Linked DNA regions of Homo sapiens: region 1 is linked to region 2. Evidence: chromatin contacts called from ENCODE Hi-C or POLR2A ChIA-PET data. All regions are on one chromosome and are shown on one strand. Each heading gives the region's core, a stretch centred on a gene start or an enhancer-like site at or near the end of the contact. The rest is flanking DNA. Distances are from core to core; before and after follow the strand shown. Region 1 has its middle 50 kb from the start of MIR3125. Region 2 overlaps TRIB2 (tribbles pseudokinase 2).

Region 1 (4,646 bases), core at 117-2,616, 55 kb before region 2:
CAAGTCAAAATAGATATTTTCAAAAGAAAAACTGCTTAATGTAAAATACCACTTATTGAAGTGTTATTGTTGAGGTTCACATTCATCCCCTAGTATCAATCCAATGTAAAGTATTTGCCTCTAACTTTGTTTTTTTCATTTTGGGGTTTGCAGTGAGAGCAGTTAGGAAAAACTTACTCATTTCTCTAAATAAACTGAATAATTATATTAATATTTTCCAAGATTTTGTGTGGATATTTTTCATGATTGCCCTTTACATATAAAACATTGATTTTTAAATTGGATCATTTCTCCTATAATTTAATAACTTAAAACCAATGCCTAGTTTCTGTGTTTTCATCTTGTCATCTAATGCAGAGATGGATATGACAACATGAGGCATTTTAGTGAGAATTAAATTGGAAAACGTGTGTGTAAAAATAACAACAATGAAGGAGCTCAAAAACTGTGACTTGTGTCTGAATGCATAATTTAATCAATATAGCAGCCCTCCCCAACATAGAAAAACACTCACTAAATATCCTTCTGACTCCACAGACCACAATTCCTTAGAGAACTGGAGCACTGTCTTTGCATCTTTGTCTGTCCAGGTCCAAGACAGTGCTTGGCAGCCAACCACCATTCAGGAGATCCATGTTGAATGCAGGCAGAAAAGGATTTAATCTCTTCCCCAGCTCCTCAGGAAGAGAGCTTGCTTAGAAAATATATTTCTAGTACACATTTGTTTCATATTAGTCTCTCACCAAGTCTATGCAACTGTGGGATCCCGGAGACACAGAAGGTCAAGTCCTTCTTGCTATTTACTGACTTGCCTGTCCAACAGTTCCCATCATGATAGTCTTTCCTGGAAAATATTTAGGAAGACTAAAGCTTTTCTTAGTCATCTATGTAAACACTCTCGGAACATTTAATACGTGGCTGACACCATGCTAGACATTTTCACAACGATTATCTCATTTAATTTGCACTGTGATTTTTAAGTTGGATAGTATCAACCATATTTTACAGATGAGAAATGAAGATTTAAACATGTTAAGTTATTTGCCCACAGCTAATAAATGTCAGAGCACAGTTCTTGAGCCCCAGTCTCTCTGACGCCATATCCAGGTCTCATTCCACTCCATTACAGCGCCTAACAAAGAACAACTTAGGAAAATATTGTCTTTCTGTTTCCCTTTCTCTCTTCTGTCCTTTCTCCAAACATTGCTCATACAATGGAATGGAATTCTAAGGAGAGAGAAATAAATTCTTTTCTTTTGGAACTCCTTTTCCTTTGGATTTGTTCCCGGTTCTTGTGTGAACCATGGTTCAACTTCCACATCCTCTCTTTGACCCTAACTTCCTCTCAGATCCTTTTTCCAACAATCCTCTCCCACCCCATGTGATGAATCACCTGGCTTGCCTCAAGACAGAGAATAACAGACTCCAACCACCCCATCATTGCCTATGGTTCCAGCTAGCCATATATGCAGCCCTACATGCCTTATTTGGGTGAGTGGATCTAAGACGGTAATAGGTTTCTAATCGTTTTAATATGTACGTCATTCAGCAGAATAAACTGGTCATACTTACTAGTATTAATTTATTCATTCATTTATTCACTAAATGTTCACTCTTAATAAAGCATTCTGTTAGACACAAGGAACTCAAAGGTAAATACATTATATTCTCTGCATAGTAGGATACTAAAAACTTGTAGGAGGTGCAAATGAGTAAGCATTACAAAATAATGTGGTAAATTATGTGAGAGGTAGATAGGGTATAGTAGTGTAAGCCTTATATGCTTTGAGATAAATTAACCAGAATTGGAAGCCTAGCTTTCACACTTACTTGGAAGTATGCTCTCATGCAAGTCTCTTAGTCTTTTTGAATTCCATTTTCCTCATCTGTAAAACTGGAATAAGAATTTCTACCCATATTGCCATTATGAAGATTAAATGAAATGACAGAGAACATGGCCAGAGAAAAAGAACCCAATATAACCCATATCCTATCCCATTAGAGAAGAGGAGTAATGATAATAAAGTATAATTTTTCTCAAAATGAAGCCCAAGTTGAGAAACCAAAAGACAGTAATTTTTGAGACTGAATTACACAAAAATTGAACTAACGTTGTTAGACTTTTGTGTTTGATCAAGTAAGACCTAAAATAACTACAATATTTGATATGGTTTGGCTGTGTCCCCACCCAAATATCATCTTGAACTGTAGCTCCCATAATTCCCACATGTTGTGGGAAGGACCTGGTGGGAGATAATTGAATCATGGGGTCAGTTCCCTCATATTGTTCTTGTGGTGGTGAATAGGTCTCAAGTTATCTATTGGTCTTATAAGGGGTTTCCCCTTTTGCTTGGCTTTCATCCTCTCTTGCTTGTCCCCAGGTAAGATGTACCTTTTGCCTTCCACCACGATTGTGAGGCCTTCCCAGCCACATGGGACTGTGATTCGATTAAACCTCTTTTTCTTTATACATTACCCAGTCTCAGGTATGTCCTTATTAGCAGCATGTGACAGACTAACACACTAAATTGCTACTGGTGGCACTGCTGTAAAGATACCCAAAAATGTGGAAGCAACTTTGGAACTGGGTAACGGATAGAGGTTGAGACAGTTTGGAGGGCTCAGAAGACAGAAAAATGTGGGAACGTTTGGAACTTCCTAGAGACTTGGAGGGCTCAGAGGAAGACAGGAAAATGTTGGGAAGTTTAGAACTTCCTAGAGACTTGTTGAATGGCTTTGACCAAAATGCTGATAATGATATGGACAATGAAATCCAGGCTGAGGTGGGCTCAGATGGAGATGAGGAACTTGTTGGGAAGGGGAGAAATGGTGACTCTTGCTATGTTTTAGCAAACAGACTGGTGACATTTTGCTCCCACCCTAAAGATCTGTGGAACTTTGAACTTGAGGGAGATGATTTAGGGCATCTGGCAGAAGAAATTTCTAAGCAGCAAAGCATTCAAGAGGTGACTTGAGTGCTGTTAAAAAGCATTCAGTTTAAAAGGGAAACAGAGCATAAAAGTTTGGAAATTTTGCAGCCTAACAATGTAATAGGAAAGAAAAACCCATTTTCTGAGGAGAAATTCAAGCTGGCTGCAAAAATTTGCATGATTAATGAGGAGCTAAATGTTAATTGCCAAGACAATAGGGAAAATGTCTCCAGGGCATGTCAGAGGTCTTCTTCACAGCAGCCCTTCCCATCACAGGCCCAGAGTCCTAGGAGGAAAAAATTGTTTTGTGGGCAGGGCCTAGGGCCCACCTGCTGTGTGCAGCCTAGGGATTTGGTGTCCTGTGTCCCAGCCACTCTAGCCATGGCTACAAGGAGCCAAAGTACAGCTCAGGCTGTGGCTTCAGAGGGTGCAAGCCCCAAGCCTTGGCAGCTCCTATGTGGTGTTGAGCCTGTGGGTGCACAGAAGTCAAGAATTGAGGTTTGGGAACTTCCACCTAGATTTCAGAGGTTGTACAGAAATGCCTGAATGCCCAGGCAGAAGTTTGCTGCAGGGTAAGAGCCCTCATGGAGAACCTCTGCTAGAGCAGTGCAGAAGGGAAATGTGGGATTGGAGACCCCACACAGCGTCCCCACTGGGGCACTGCCTAATGGAGCTGTGAGAAGAGGGCCACCATCCTCTAGACCCCAGAATGGTAGATCCATTGACAGCTTGCACTGTGCACCTGGAAAAGCTGCAAACACTCAATGCCAGCCCATGAAAGCAGCCGAGATGGATGCTGTACCCTGCAAAGCCGTATGGGCAGAGCTGCCCAAGACCATGGGAACTCACCTTTTGCAATATTGTGACCTGGATGTGAGACATGGAGTCAAAGGAGATTATTTTGGAGCTTTAAGATTTGACTGCCCTACTGGATTTCAGACTTGTGTGGGACCTTTAGCCCTTCATTCTGGCCAGTTTCTCCCATTTGAAATGGGTGTGTTTATCCAATGCCTGTACCCCCATTGTATCTAGGAAGTAACTAATATGCTTTTGATTTTACAAGCTCATAGGCAGGAGGGACTTGCCTTGTCTCAGATGAGACTTTGGACTACGGACCTTTGAGTTAATGCTGAAGTAAATTAAGACTTCCGCGGACTGTTGGGAAGTCATGAATGGATTAGAAATGTGAGAACATGAGTTTTGGTGGGGGTTAGGGTCAGAATGATATGTTTTGGCTGTGTCCCCACCCAAATCTCATTTTGAATTTTAATTCCCATAATTCCCATGTGTTGTGAGAGGGAGCTGGTGGGAGATAATTGAATCATGGGGGCAGTTTCCCCCATACTGTTCTTGGGGTAGTGAATAAGTCTCATGAGGTTTGTTGGTTTTATAAGGGGTTTCCCCTTTCACTTGGCTTTTATTCTTTCTTGCCTGCCGCCATGTAAGACGTGCCTTTCACCTTCTGCCATGATTGTGAGGCCTCCCAAGCCACGTGGAACTTTGAGTCCATTAAACCTATTTTTTTTATAAATTACCCAGTCTCATATATGTCTTTATTAGCAGCTTGAGAACAGAATAATACAATATTAATAACTAAAAAGTATGTTTGTGTGTGACTACATGTATGTGTTGGCAGGGAGAGGGGATATTTGTAAGGACTCATATTTTTAAATTATTTAAAATTATTTTATCAGATGCCAACACAAGTGCTGAAGA
Region 2 (4,328 bases), core at 1,341-3,840:
ATCTGCATCCCAGGCAGGAGAGGGGCAAAAGAAAAGAGAAGCCGGGAGAAAGGATGGGGAGGAAATGCAGGCTTGCTGGCCTTGGTAGGTCATTCTTTTGACCTTGCTTCCTTCTCAGAACACTGTGAACTTGTTTACAAAACTTCTAGGCAAGGGTCAAGGCAACTGGTCTGGATTACGTCTTTCAACGAGGACCTTTCAGGATGCATACCACGCGAGAGGAATGGAGGGAGGTCTGACAGGCGGGGGTGAGTGTCAGCTCTGGTCACTGTGGACTTGCTGTGTAACTGCAGGGAGGCTGCTGAAGGTCTTTGGGCCTTGGCTCCCTCCTCTGGGAAAGAGGGCTGCCAGTCACGGTCTCAAGAATGTGTATGGGGAGTCCCTGGTGGGGCTCTAGCACATGTCAGAAATGGGAGCAGAAATGAATGAACAGTCTTGCAATGGCTCATGTCCCCTCACAGTCTGGGCATTATGAATTTTCCAGGCAAAGGAGCTGATTTCCATAAAAACCAACAGAAGCATCTGTGGACCTAGTAATTCAAATGTCCCACTAGTCATGCAGGCATGTAAAAGACATTTACCGAGCATTTACTCTGCTTGAGTTCCCCAACTAGGCACTGGGGAGACAGACATGACAAGTAACACCCACCTTCTCAGTTTTTGTGAGAATTAACTGTAATAATGCAAGTACGGTATCTACCGAGGAGCCTAGCATGGTAGATCTGCAAAAAACTGGGGGCAACAATAATGATCGATCTTATTATTAAGAATGAACCTTTGCACCTACCCTCAACCCAAAAGCCTAGTGGAGAAGATAGGTGAGGAAGCACGAAATGCAAGTCCCCAGCATACGGCCGTAGATGTGAATTCTCGTTCCTTCCTGGGTCTTTTGCACTTGTTCCTCCCGCGGGCTGGAATGCTTTTCCCCAGCTCTGTGCCCAGCCCAGTCCCCTCACTTTATTCAGTTCTGACTACAGTAATCAGGATATGCTTCCTGGAAGTGGTGGTACCAGAAACAGTCCGAGAAGAATAAACATTTCCCAAAGAGACAAGGGGTGGAGGGTGGTGGCAATTTTTGTGCCTAAAACGCTGTAAATGACAATGGTTATCTCCAGTAACTTCTCAGGGGAAGAGACATCTCCCTGCCAGCCACCAGCCTGGGGCAGGATTGGTTTGGCCAGAGAAGCTGGATCCCTGCAGGCCTTTTGCAAACTGTGCCTGGCATAGGAAGAGAACAGCCTGCTTTGCTCTCAACCTGCTGAATGAACAAGGCTTACACGTGGGCAGCCTGTGTACTCAATGACGGCCCAGCCCAGTGCCAGGCCTTGTGTCACCGGATCCCGGTGCCAGGTGAGGAAGCCAAAAGCAGCAGGGTGTGGTTCCTCTCCCAGCATCTGTGGAACAGCACAGGTCGGCACTGAAAGCCCCGATTCTCCCCCCACCCCCATCCACTCTCAGCACAGGCTCCAGAGCTCCCTTGCGCCACTAAGTTGAACTACCAGTGTGGCCCCTGGTTCTTTTGGCCTCAGTTTCCCTTCTGTAAAATAAGAACAAATAGCTACAGGGCCTGAAAAGGGCTCGTCTAGCTTCAGAATTCCAGATTTTAAAGTTTCCTTTAATTCTTAAGCTCTAGTGATTACAACACACCATATGATATCCTAATAATAATTATAGTAACAATAATAGAAACTATGTGTGAAGCATCTATAAGATGCTGAGATTACTACAGCTTGCATCCTTATTTCTCAAAACAAAGTAAAAGACAAGTATGATATATGCATGCTACCTAATATATAAGGAAGCTGAGGCACAGGGAATTAAATGCCCTAGGCCATACACAGAGAAACTGAACAAGCTGAGCTCTGAATCTACATCTGGACTCTAACGCCATTGTCCTTTCCAAAATACATTCTGGTACTAAAATCACTGATTTACTTAGGGCCAAAGAAAGAAAAACTTTTAAAGGGAGACCCTGAGATGATGGAGGCAAATCTGGTGCAGTTTATTCAGCACTAGATCTGGTACAAAACCATCCCATTCACAGCTAACTGCTATAGCTCATGAGGTAGATACAGGTGACTAGACCTGCCCATTTACCGGATGAAGAAACTGAGGTAACAGAAAGTAGATGTGACTTGTCCAAGGCCACCTCGCAAGCCAGTGACAGAGCTGGGATTCAAACCCCGGTTTTTAACTCCAAGTTTAGTGCTCAATCCACAAGATCAAAAATAGTATCCACAAGCAAATCATGCCGTATTTTCCAATCTTTAAACAGCACTGTGGGCCCTTGGCAGGAAGAGATCAGGACAGGGTGGGCCAGGGTGGGGCTGAGCTGGGAGTTCAGCCAGACAAAGTGGGCCTGGCAGGGATGGGAAGTCCGGTGGCCTAAGGTCAGTGAAATCCAGAGAAGTCACTGAAGGCCGTCCAGTCAGGCGGTCCAGATAGGCTTAAGGGTCAAGTGAAAAGGTCAGCTGCTGCCAGATCTGACCTTGCCCTGACTGTTACTGAAAAAGTCCTCTGGGCAGCCAGTCCAGCTGTGAAAGCCAGGGTCCCGCCCGGGGCGGCTGCTACCAAGGGCCTGGGAAGGACCACCTGGCACCATTGGCACCATCATGCCGGCCTGGCAGCTGCATTAGAACGTCACAGGCCACTAAACGATGCCAAATAAATTGTCGTTCACTTAATTCTGGTTCATGTATGCACAGACTTTTCCAACAGTCACCTCTGAGAGCCACCTCTGCACCAAGTCTTGGAGAGTCAGTGAACCACCCCAACTCCTACCTCAAATGGCCCACAAATTAGCAGGGAGAGCAACAGGTGAGCCACGGGGGAAGCATCTCAGGGCATCGTGGTGGAGGGAGAGATGTCTATAGGGAGAGAATATGCCTCTTGTGACCTTACAACACCACACAATCTGGAAGGTGGGTGTGCCCACACCGATTTGATGCAGGAGACTACAGCAGCTTAGAGACAGATGAAGGAACTTGCTTGGAAATAGCACAGTTGGGATGGGAAACCCAATCTGACTCAAATACTCAGGGGTTTTCTGCAGTGCCATCTACCCGGCCACGACGGAATCCCTGCCCTGTCCGCATGCAGGTGCACATTCCTGCCCGACTCCCATCCATGGTGCCTGGATGAACAGGGGAGTCTCATTGTACCCGAACACCTTCCCACGCCCCCATGCAGACACCACACAAGCACAGCCTGCAGGCCGCCAGGGCTTCACAGAGGAAGTCCATCCTGTCGCCATAGGAACAGAAAGGGAAACCCAAGAAAGAGGAAGCCATGCTGACAGGAATTCCTCATCAATGCTCCATTCACTCCCTGCATTGAGACTTTCAGCCATGGCTCCTGAAGAATCCCTCCTCCCCCATATCAGTGGATTGGCCTCTCCGCAAAGCTTCCGCAGGCTCAGTGCTGGCCAGGGGCACCCAGCGATGGTGTTGCTGCCCTGCCCGGTGGCTTAGGAGTGCTTCGGGGTCCAGAATTTTCCCAGTCTTGTTCCAGGTGTGGGGTGGGAGTTCACAGAGTTCAGGGAGGCCTGTGAGTGCATCTCTGCACCCACTCGCAGGGCCAGACAGGGACGCTGCACTTGACAGGGAGCCCCACACAGGCTTGTGGAGATGTGCGCGTAGGCACGTAATGAATGAGATCAAGTCGAAAAACCTGGGTCCTGCACTTGGCTGTGCCATGAACACATTTGAAACCTTGAGTAAGCCCACTCTCCTCCTCATTGTTTGTAAAGATAAAAGTGTCGGGTTTAAACCCCCACTTGTTGCCCCCAATTCTTCAATCCCACTGCCACAGTCTCAGTTTGAGCCACTTCTTCCTAGAACCCATGCCCGGCTGCTTTACCCAGTTCATCTTTCACATGTACTTCCGGAATCACAAACCCATCCCTGCCATCCAGAAAAACCTTTCAATGGTTCCTTCTGGGCTTCAGGTCAAGTTGGAGGTGAGGGGTGTGTCTTTCAGGCCCTGGACTCAGCCTCATCTCTGTCCTGGCACAGGGGACCCTCCAGCAGCACAGCCCTCCCTACACACGGCTCTTTGTGCCTCTGGCTTGACTCATGCCTTCTGGGACCTCCCCATCCCTACTACAGCACTCAAGCCAACCTCGTGCAGGAGGTCATCACCTCCCGGAGGTGACCATTCTCCACACCGTACTCCACTGTTGGAACTGTTAAATAATGCTTACAGCTAAATAACTATTGAATAATGATTACATCCATTAGGCAAGGACTCTCTTGTACTGATTCCTGTACCATCAACACCTAGCACCGTAGGACAGAGTAGGTGCTTAATAAATGTTTGCGAGATAGAAT

Evidence for each region. A loop is a pair of places that touch in the nucleus more often than their neighbours do. ChIA-PET counts read pairs that join two places held with the same protein, here RNA polymerase II (POLR2A). Pooled maps may share reads with other maps.
Region 1: a map of left ventricle myocardium inferior shows a loop between it and region 2 (2.5-fold over the local background). The contact joins two enhancer-like sites. A Hi-C loop is called at or near these places in 9 of 168 maps with a recorded cell type or tissue (HepG2, heart left ventricle, heart right ventricle and 2 more) and 4 of 50 pooled maps. POLR2A ChIA-PET finds 5 or more read pairs at or near these places in 5 of 52 experiments (B cell, BJ, Panc1 and 2 more).

Annotation. Positions count from the first base shown.
Region 1 is chr2:12,784,716-12,789,361 of GRCh38, reverse strand. No RefSeq gene overlaps it. Among named protein-coding and RNA genes, the nearest start is that of MIR3125, 50 kb to the right of the region's middle. Within about 2 kb of position 1,366, at least 5 of the 41 ENCODE cell types and tissues checked have a DNase peak (open chromatin) inside an H3K27ac peak, as active enhancers do; they include heart right ventricle and left ventricle myocardium inferior, where a contact is called at or near this core.
Region 2 is chr2:12,730,998-12,735,325 of GRCh38, reverse strand. All of the region lies in intron 2 of TRIB2 (tribbles pseudokinase 2), which reads right to left. Among named protein-coding and RNA genes, the nearest start is that of MIR3125, 4.2 kb to the left of the region's middle. Within about 2 kb of position 2,590, at least 17 of the 41 ENCODE cell types and tissues checked have a DNase peak (open chromatin) inside an H3K27ac peak, as active enhancers do; they include heart right ventricle and left ventricle myocardium inferior, where a contact is called at or near this core.